Regions from separate parts of the Homo sapiens genome. Here region 1 is linked to region 2. A link is a loop called in an ENCODE intact Hi-C map of the cell type or tissue named here. Cell type or tissue: IMR-90. All regions are shown on one strand. Links, peaks and the distances in the headings refer to the core of each region. The heading gives the core; the rest is flanking DNA. Region 1 overlaps PRKAG2 (protein kinase AMP-activated non-catalytic subunit gamma 2). Region 2 overlaps RHEB (Ras homolog, mTORC1 binding).

The links. A loop is a pair of places that touch in the nucleus more often than their neighbours do. Peaks named below come from ENCODE experiments on the same cell type or tissue, not always from the same donor. Only the 100,000 strongest peaks of a DNase experiment are listed, where the experiment ranks them.
Region 1: it touches region 2 in a loop (2.6-fold over the local background); 22 of 110 quality-filtered maps call a loop at or near these places.

What each region holds. Positions count from the first base shown.
Region 1 is chr7:151,617,848-151,623,232 of GRCh38, forward strand. The region is part of intron 5 of PRKAG2 (protein kinase AMP-activated non-catalytic subunit gamma 2); the gene reads right to left. Among named protein-coding and RNA genes, the nearest start is that of RHEB, 100 kb to the left of the region's middle. In IMR-90, for the core only: a CTCF peak has its summit at 2,304; no DNase peak of the experiment used is centred there.
Region 2 is chr7:151,500,715-151,506,099 of GRCh38, forward strand. All of the region lies in intron 1 of RHEB (Ras homolog, mTORC1 binding), which reads right to left. It also overlaps the pseudogene ETF1P2. Among named protein-coding and RNA genes, the nearest start is that of RHEB, 16 kb to the right of the region's middle. In IMR-90, for the core only: no CTCF peak of the experiment used is centred there; a DNase peak (open chromatin) is centred at 3,337; H3K27ac peaks cover 526 bases.

The sequences.
Region 1 (5,385 bases), core at 171-5,170, 120 kb after region 2:
CACAAAAAATTATCAGTGTTAAAATGTATCTTTTATACTTTATTCTGCATTTAGAAATACAAGTTTACTATATTTATATAGTGTTTTCTCTTTTTAGAAAACTGTTAAAAAATATCTGAGTAAGAAATAAGCAAAGAAGAGGAATGTGACAGTCAAAAGTATATGGAAGAGAAAAAATTAAACTCATAAGTTGGCTGGGTGCGGTGGCTCATGGCTGTAATCCTAGTACTTTGAGAGGCAAAGATGGGAGAATCGCTTGAGCTCAGGAGTTCAAGACCAGCCTAGGCAACACAGTAAAACCTCATCTCTATTTAAAAAAATAAGGTCGGGCGTGGTGGCTCATGCCTGTAATTCCAACACTTTGGGAGGCCGAGGCAGGCAGATCACTTGAGGTCAGGAGTTCGAGATCAGCCTGGCCAACATGGCGAAACCCCATCTCTACTAAAAGTACAAAAATTAGCCGGGCATGGTGGTGGGTGCCTGTAATCCCAGCTACTCAGGAGCCTGAGGCAGGAGAATCGCTTGAACCGAGGAGGCGGAGGCTGCAGTCAGCCGAGATCATGCCACTGCACTCTAGCCTGGGCAATAAGAGCAAGACTCCGTCTCAAAATAAAATAAAATAAAATAAAATAGGCCGGGTGTGGTGGTGGCTCATGCCTGTAATCCCAGCACTTTGGGAGGCCGAAGCAGGTGGGTCATTTGAGGTCGGGAGTTTGAAACCAGCCTGGTCAACATGGTGAAACCCCGTCTCTACTAAAAATACAAAAATCAGCCAGGCATGGTGGTGGGCACCTGTAATCCCAGCTACTTGGGAGGCTGAGGCAGGAGAATTGCTTGAACCTAGGAGGCGGGGTTTGCAGTGAGCTGAGATCGCACCATTGCACTCTAGCCTGGACGACAGAGAGAGATTCCGTCTCAAAAAATAAAATAAAATAAAAACCCCTAAGTTTTTCTAAAGTGCCTAGAAACATGAACAGAAACAAAGGCAAATCTTAAACATAATTTTACAGGATTTACAATTATAAGGTGGCAGAATAAATGAAGTCTGTTACTTTTTTTCCCCTTTCCATGCTTTTTGCATTTGGTTTTGTGTGTGGGGGCAAATGTGTACACGGGCGAGAAAATGCACACACTCTTCTAAATAAGGGGGCAGTAAAAGAGTTATTAGGAAAGAAGAAAAAGCACAGGCAGGATCAAGGCAGAGTTTGCCCAATTAGTTCAAAGTGAGTTGCAATCGATGCCTAAGGAAAGTCACGGACAAAGCAATGACCTTGAAATTGTATGTGGCTCCTGTCAGAATTTTAAAATGGTTTTGCATAGAATTCTAGGAACTATTAATACATAATTAAAGCATCTACCACAGCCAATGATTCCTTTCTCAGGGAAGAAAACCCAGTGATGAAGCTGGAGAACGGTGATGGCCAAGGAGAGCTCACAGGGATGAAGCAGCAAGCACCAGCCAGGCCAGAAGAGTGAGACCCACCTTGGCAGGTACAGTGGAGCATCCATAATCCAAAAACGTAAAATCCCAAATGCTCCAAAATGCAAAACTTTCCGAGTGCCAACACAATGCCATAAGTTACCCTGAACACATCGGTTTTTCACTGTATTTATCAGTAGCATAGAAATACAGAGTCAGGAACGATGGTGATGCCAGACTGTCCACAAGGGTGGCTGAGACAGTGGCACCTTTGCTTTCTGATGGTTCAATCTGTACAAACTTTGTTTCATGCACAAAGTTATTAAAAAATTGTATAAAATAACTTCAGACTATGTATATAAGGTATATATGAAACATGAATTTCGTGTTTAAAATTGAGTCCTCATCCCCAAGATATCTCATTATGTATATGCAAATATTCCAAAATCTGAAAAAAATCAGAAAACCGGCTAGACGCGGTGGCTCATGCCTGTGAAATCCTAGCACTTTGGAGGGGCCGAGGTGGGAGGATCACCTGAGGTCAGGAGTTCAAGACCAGCCTGGCCAACATGGCGAAACCCCATCTCTACTAAAAATACAAAAATTAGCTGGGCATGGTGGCGCATGCCTGTAATCCCAGCTACTCGGGAGGCTGAGGCAGGAGAATCACTTGAATCCAGGAGGCAGAGGTTGCAGTGAGCCGAGATCGCGCCACTGTACTCTAGCCTGGGTGACAGAGCGAGACTCCGTCTCAAAAATAAAAAATAAAAATAAAAATAAAAATAAATAAATAAATCAGAAAACCTAAACATTTCCAGTTCCACGCATTTGGGAGACTCAACCTGCACCAGGAATTATACAGCTGCTGCCCCCGCTGGCTGTCATGAGGTATACTTTTAGCTACTTAAAGAAGTTTCCTCATATCCCTGGTTTATTAACGATTTTTAAAAAGGAACATATGTTGAATTTTATTAATTGCTATTTCAGTATCTACTGAGATGACTACCAGTTTCTCTCCTTTATCAACAACATTAATTCCTTAGGCAATTTCTTCTTTTTCTTTCTCTCTCTCATTCTTTCTTTCTTTCTTTAGAGATAGGATCACATTATGTTGCCCAGACTGGCCTCAAACTCCTGGGCTCAAGAGATCCTCCTACCATGGCCTCCCAAGAAGCTGGGACTAGATTTCTCAATAGATGGCTTTGTTTTTTTGTTTTGTTTTTTTTTTGAGATAAGGTCTCACTCTGTTGCCCAGGCTAGAGTGCAGTGGCATGATCACTGCTCACTGCAACCTCAAATGGCCAGGCTCAAGCAATCCTCCTGTCTCAGCCTCCTGAGTGGCTGGGACTACAGGCATCCGCTACCATACCTGGCTAATTTTTTTTATTGTTTGTAGAGATGGGAGTCTCGCTATGTTGTCCAGGCTGGTCTTGAACTCCTGGCTTCAAGTGATCCTTCCACCTTGGCCTCCCAAAGTGTTGGGATTACAGGTGTTAGCCACCACATCCAGCTCCTTAATAGATTAAAAAAATTTTTTTTTAATTAAAAAAATTAAAGATGGGGTTTTGTCATGTTGCCCAGGTTGGTCTCGAACTCCTGGGCTCAAGTGATTCACCCACCTTGGCTTCCCAAAGGCCTGGGATTACCCGATCCACCCATCTTGACTTCCCAAAGGGCTGGGATTACCTGAGCCGCCCACCTTGGCCTCCCAAAGGCCTGGGATTACCGGCAAGAGCTACCTTGCCCAGCCTAGATTTCTTAATCAACAGAAGAATACTTGCATTTCTAAGATAAACCTTACTTGACCACAATATATTCGGCTTTTAATCCTGCATAGCTAGTGTTTGTTTAGGAGCTTTGGCCACATTTTAAATGTAAGACTGATCGCTTGTTTTCTTCTTTGTGTGCTATCTTCCTCTGGCTTTGATTTCAAGATCAAGCTAGCCTTACGGAAGGAGCTGGGAAGTGCTCCATATTTTCCTATGTTCTAAAATAATTTAAATAAGGCATTAACTGTTCCTGAAAAGTTTTACAGAATTCATCCATAAACAGGCTGAATAGAATGGTATGCTCTTCTGTAGCAGAAGAGGAATAAGACCTTTCATTATCTTATTTAAAAAATAGCTTTGTTGGGGCTGGGTGCAATAGCTCACGCCTGTAATCTCAGCACTTCGGGAGGCTGATGTGGAAGGATGGCTTGAGCCTAGGAGTTGCAGACCAACCTGGGTGACAGAGTGAGACCCTGTCACAAAACAAAACAAAACAAAACAAAAAACCAACAAAAATAGTTTGAGATATAATTCACATTCACAGGTTCGCCAATTTAAAGTGTACCATCTCTGTTGCCCAGGCTGGAGTGCAGTGGTGTGATCCTGGCTCTCTGCCACCTCCACCTCCCAGGCTCAAGCAATCCTCCTATCTCAGCCTCCCAAGTAGTTGGGACCACAGGCGTGCACCACCACACCCGGATAGTTTTTGTATTTTTTTTGTTGAGATGGGGTTTCGCCATGGTGCCCAGGCTGGTCTTGAACTGCTGGGCTCAAGGGATCCTCCCACTTCAGTCTCCCGAAGTGCTGGGATTACAGGCGTGAACCACCATGCCCGGCCGGTGTGCTTTGATCAACGTTACTTTTAAAGATCTCTGCATTTATAGTTAAGAAGCTTCTCTTCTTTCTAAAGCTTTGCATTTTCTCCCATTTTTTCCTGAACAGACTTGACAAAGGTTTATCCACTTTACTGACTTATCCAAGAACTAAGTTTTTGTTTTTATTAAGCATGACTACCTTTGTAGTTGATTTCACTGATCTATGTCATTTCAGTAGACTTTAGGAGGGAAGAGAGGTAAGTGAATATATTCAGCAAACCGCTGAGTCACAAGAGTGGCAGAGCAATTTGGTGAATTCATTCTGATGAATTCAAGATGGGCACTTCATCCAAGTCCCCGCAAGTGTCCTGAAGTTTGAGACTCTGACAAAAGGCTATCCTAACTCACAATGAAACACTGGAGTTTCGCAGAGATTACACATACGTCCATAAATGTGTGCACCTCTTTGGGGTTTTGCAATATAATGGATCTTTCTGTTGTGCGTCCTCTGACAGTTTCTACTATGGCGTGCCATTGTTTTTACACTGTGTGACAGCACTGACAAGAATTACTACTGCAAATCAAAACACAAAAAAACCATTGGCAGAGCCATTACAATAAGTCACCAATAGAAGATGTCAGGTAGCAAGCCAGTGTTCACCAATGGGGACTACTCAAGGTACTCCCAGTTCAAATGGGAGGCAATGGAGAAGACAGAAGCATCTAGACCAACCCTAGGTCAGAATTGTTACTGCCTTTCTTGTGAGCTTGAACAAATTGATACCCTTGAGCCTGAATTTCTTCATTTGTAAAATGGTGACACACCATCTTTCCTGAGAGCATTTCTCAGGAACAGGGATAAGCACAAACATCCAATCGCAAAAGCTGCCAACTATATGTGGCATACATACCTGTGTCCACATGGGGCAAAGTCTGACAGTGCAGAAGAACAGAATCGCTGGAATCACTTTAAATTTTTGCTCGGTTTCTTCTTGTCTTCCTAGTCATCATCGCAGTTACTGCTGATGGAGACTGTACTACATCCCAGGCCCTCTAATGCAGCGGTCCCCATACTACATCCCAGGCCCTCTAATGCAGTGGTCCCCAACCTTTTTGGGAGGGACCAGTTTCATGGAAGACAATTTTTCCATGGATGGGGGAGCAGGGGGATGGTTTCAGCATGAAATTGTTCCACCTCAGATCATTTGGCATGAGTTAGAGTCTCATAAGGAAGGCTGGGCACGGTGGCTCACGCCTGTAATCCCAGCACTTTGGGAGGCTGAGGCAGGCAGATCACGAGGTCAGGAGTTTGAGACCAGCCTGGCCAACATGGTAAAACCCCGTCTCTACAAAAATACAAAAATTGGTTGGGCATGGTGGC
Region 2 (5,385 bases), core at 327-5,326:
GCTTGGTTTGTATCCTATAAAAATGTATAGGATCCAAAATAGATCATATTGCTTGAGCCCAGGATTTAAGACCTGCCTGGGTCACATAACGAAATCTCATCTCTATAGAAAATCAAAAAATGAGCCAGGTGTGGTGGTGTGCTCTTGTGGTACCAGCTACTGGGGAGGATGAGGTGGAAGGATCATTTGAGCCTGGGAGGTTGAGGCTGCAGCAAGCTGTGATTCTGCCACTGCATACCAGCCTGGGTGACGGAACAAGACGCTGTCTCCAAAATCAAAAAAATCATAGACCTAAATGTAAAAACTATCAAACTTCTAGAAGAAGCATTGGAAAAAAATCTTTGCAACCTGGAGTTGGGTGAAGATTCTGAGGTATAAAATCCAAAGTACAATCCATAAAAGAAAAAAATAACATCTTGGACTTCATCAAAATTAAAAACTGTACTAAGAGCCTTGTTAAGGGAATGAAAAGACAGGCCACAGACTGGGAGAAAATATGTGCAAAGGACCCATATCCAGAATATGTTTCACTCTCATAACTCAACAACAAGAAACAATCCAATTAAGAAAGTGAGCAAAAGATCTGAACACTTTAACAAAGAAAATATTCAAATGGCAAAGCACATTAAAGATGCTTTTAACATCATTATCCATTAGGGAAATGTAAATTAAAAATTACAATGAGATGCTACACACCTAATTAAAATGGCTAAAATAAAAAATATTGGCCATCCCAGTGCTTGCTAGGACGTGGAGCAACCTATACACTCACCCATTGCCTGTGGGAATGCAAAATGGTGCAGTCAATTTGGCAAGTTCAGCAGCTTCTGAAAAGCTTAACCTACACTTACCATATGACCCAGCAATCTCATTCCTAAGTATTTATGGAAGACAAACGAAAATTTATGGTCAACACAAAAACCTGTATTTGCATGTTTATACTGGTTTTACTCATAATTGCCCCAAAGTGGAAACAAACCAAATGTCCTAAATTATGTTAAACCCATCCCGCAGCCTTGTGCTCCGCCCCTGGCGGAGGAAGTGACATCACGGGCCCCATGTGAGCGCACTGCAACACATGCAGTTGCCTGGTCAGAAAGAGCCGGTGTCCTACCAGCCGCTGCTGCCCAGAACTGGGCCCTTAGGGAAGAGGAGGCAAGAAGATGGTGGACGACCCCAGTGCTGTGGACAGGAACGTGGAGTTCTGGAAGATCAAGAAGCTCATTAAGAGCTTGGAGGCGGGCTGGGCGCCGTGGCTCACGCCTGTAATCCCAGCACTTTGAGGCCGAGGCGGGCAGATCACCTGAGGTCAGGAGTTCAAGACCTGCCTGGCCAATATGGTGAAACCCTGTCTCTACTAAAAATACAAAAATTAGCTGGGTGTGGTGGCACATGCCTGTAGTCCCAGCTACTTGGGAGGCTGAGGCAGAAGAATCTTGTGAACCCGGGAGGCTTATGTGGCAGTGAGGCAAGATCACGCCACTGTACTCCAGCCTGGGCGACAGAGCTGTCTCAAAAAAAAAAAAAAAAAAAGGAGCTTGGAGGCAGCCTGCAGCAATGGCACTAGCATGATATCACTGATCATTCCTCCCAAAGACCAGATTTCACCAGTGGCAAAAATGTTATCAGATGAGTTTGGAACTGCATCTAACATTAAGGCAGGAGTAAACCGCCATCCAGTCCTGGGAGCCATTACATCTATACAACAAAGGCTCAAACTTTATAACAAAGTACCTCCAGATGGTCTGGTTGTTTACTGTGGAACAACTGTAACAGAAGAAGGAAAGGAAAAGAAAGTCAACGTTGACTTTGAATCTTTCAAACCAATTAATACGTCATTGTATTGTGTGACAACAAATTCCATAAAGGGGCTCTTACAGCACTACTTTCAGATGACAGCAAGTTTGGATTCATTGTAATAGATGGTAGTGGTGCACTTTTTGGCACACTCCAAGGAAACACAAGAGAAGTCCTGCACAAATTCACTGTGGATCTCCCAAAGAAACACAGTAGAGGCGTTTTGCCCGTTTAAAAATGGAAAAGCGACATAACTATGTTCAGAAAGTAGCAGAGACTGCTGTGCAGCTATTTCTGGGGACAAAGTGAATGTGGCTGGTCTAGTTTTAGCTGGATCTGCTGACTTTGAACTAAGTCAATCTGATATGTTTGATCAGAGGTTACAATCGAAAGTTTTAAAATTAGTTGATATATCCTATGGTGGTGAAAATGGATTCAATCAAGCTACTGAGTTATCTACTGAAGTCCTCTCCGAAGTGAAATTCATTCAAGAAAAGAAATCAATAGAACGATACTTTGATGAAATCACCCAGGACACGCGAAAGTACTGTTTTGGCGTTGAAGATACACTAAAGACTTTGGAAAAGGGAGCTGTAGAAATTCTAATGGTCTATGAAAATCTGGATATAATGAGATATGTTCTTTATTGCCAAGGCACAGAAAAGGAGAAAATTCTCTAACTCCAAAGCAAGAAAAGGATAAATCTCATTTCACAGACAAAGAGACCGGACAGGAACATGAGCTTATCGAGAGCATGCCCCTGTTGGAATGGTTTGCTAACAACTATAAAAAATTTGGAGCTATGTTGGAAATGATCACAGATAAAATGCAAGACGGGTCTCGGTTTGTGAAAGGATTTGGTGGAATTGGAGGTATCCTGCAGTACCGAGTAGATTTCCAGGGAATGGAATACCAAGGAGGAGACAATGAATTTTTTGACCTTGATGACTAGACATGAGTCTGGCAAAACGTGCCTCACCCTCCAGCATCCAACCCAAGAAGCATACCCATGGTGGAATTCTAACAGATCCCTGCCTTACAACTGAAACACTTCCAGAACTTTATCCATGAGTACTGGTTATTGAAAAGATAACTGAAACAAAACCAGACCCAACCCCACACTTTGTTTTGTCATGGTGTCAGCGCAGCAGCCTACAACTAAGTTCCTAAATGCCACTTTGGACTAATTTAAACAAGAATCCCAGTTTTTACTTTTACTCGATGGTGAAATTCGTTGCTCTTGTATTTTATGAAAAAAAAAAAAATTTTTTTAAGCCTTCATATACAGAAGTAAAAATATTTTAACTGCTGTAAACCTTCAAAAGTTAATAGAAGTGAGATCATACTGGTTTTTTTCTTATTTTGATTGGAGAAAAATTAAATTGCTGCATTTCGCAGTGATCCATTTACATGGCATTCCCAGCTTAGACTGCATAAGAAATAGATGTGGTGAAATGTTGGAACCATTTCTCTCTTGGTCTGTTTAATGTTGAAAGGGTGAGCTAATAGGAGGCAATTTCAACTTCACTCCCTCAAGCTACCCTGTCTCCCTCCAGACTGGCAGTTTCAAGGATGCAAACTGCATTGCAAAATCAAACTGACTCATGAAGCATTTGGGCCAGTGCACTGTTTACTTCCATCTGTTTGCTGACACATTTGTGCCCAGCGTTTGGGAGCCCTTTGTATCAACGTTCTGACAAGTGTCCCTATAACCTTAACCTACTCGAAACCAGTTTGGGTTGGATATGATGGGGCTTCTGTGCTATTGCTGGGATTGGGGGAAATAAAACATGCAATTTAAGTGGGGGGAAAAAATCCACCCAAAGGGATACAGGCATCCCTTGGTATACAAGGGGGACTGGTTCCAGGATGCTTGAGGATAGCAAAATCCGAGTGTGATGAAGCCCTGCTTTTCACCCTGCAGAATCTGCATATATGAAAAGTCGGCCCTCCATACATGTGGGCTTTGCATCCAAGGAATACTGTATTTTCCATTTGCATTTGGTTGAGGAAAAAAAAATTCCTGCCTATAAGTGGGCCCACACAGTTCCAACTGTGTTGATTAAGGGTCAACTGTCCTATTAAGCAATACAAAGGAATTAAATACTGGTATATGTACACATGAATAAATCTCAAATGTGTTGTGCTAAGTAGCCAGACGCAAAAAGCTGCATAATATATGGTTCCATTTATTGGGCATCCTGATAAAGACAAAACTATAGGATAAAAACCACAAAGGGGTAGGGGGCTAACTAGAAACAGGCACAGGGCGCTTTTTGGGTTGATGGATTGTTCTACAGCCTGATTCTGGATGTAGATGACTGCAGACTTGCCAAAACCTGTTGAATGCTACCTCAAAAAAAAAAAAGAAATTTTCTCAAAGTTTTAAATGTTATTTTTCCTTTCTTTTTACAGGTGTGGGACCTCAAGTTTTTTAAAAAATCTTCACCCTTACCTCATACATAAAAACTAACTAGAAATGGATCAGAGACCTAAACATAAAAGCTAAAACTACAAAACTTCTAGAATATGAAAAAAAAAACCCAAAAAACAAAACTTTCTCAAGTCCAACAGAGCTTAAAAGTGAAAACAAAAAAAAAAACAACTTTATGATCTTCAGGTAGACAGATTCCTGACACGATACAAAATAAACAAAACAAAAAAAAAAACGAAAAAGTGAACCGAGTTTCATCAAACTTACAAACTTCTTCTGTTCTCTGAAACACAGGAACAACAAAAAAGTCACACTAGGAGAAAATATTCATTAAATACACATCTGAAAAAGGACTTTTATTCAGAATATATAATTCAGTAAGAAGAATCTGATAATCTAGGCAAAAGACTTGAACAGACACTTCACAAACCAAGATATCCAAATTTCCAGTAGGTATATGAAAAGATGTCCACCATTCTTAGTGGGAAATTTCAAATAAAACCACAACCTACCATCTGAGAATAGCTAGAAAGTTAGAAAGGCCGCCAATACCAAGTATCAGGGAGGATGGGCAGGCAGCAACCAAAGCTCTCATGTGCTGCTAGTGGAGGCATAAAATGGTCAAAATGTTTTGGAAAAACAGTTTGGTAGTTTCTCCTAAAGTATACACTTAACATATATGTGACTCAGCAATATCACACCTAGGTATTTACCAAAGAGAAATGACTGTGTGTCCACGAAGACATTTACTCAAAATGCTCATAATAGCTTTATTCTTAATAGTTAAATACTGGGATAACCCAAATATCCACCAATGGGTGATCAGATAAACAAATTAAGGTATATCCATTCAACAGAATACCACTTTGCAATAAAAAGAAATTATACATGCAACACCATGGATGAATCTCAAAAACATTATGCTAACTGACATACAAAAATGAGTATATATTGTATGATTCGATGTATGTGAAATTTTAGGGTAAGAAAAACTAACCCAGAGTGATGGAGAGCAGATCAGTGCTTCCCGGGGAGCTGGGGTAGGGCGTGAGGGACATGAGAGAACTTGTGGGGATGACGGAATGTTTCATATTTTGATAAAGGCAGAGGTTACATAGGTGCATAAATCTGTCAAAACTCATCCAACTCTACAC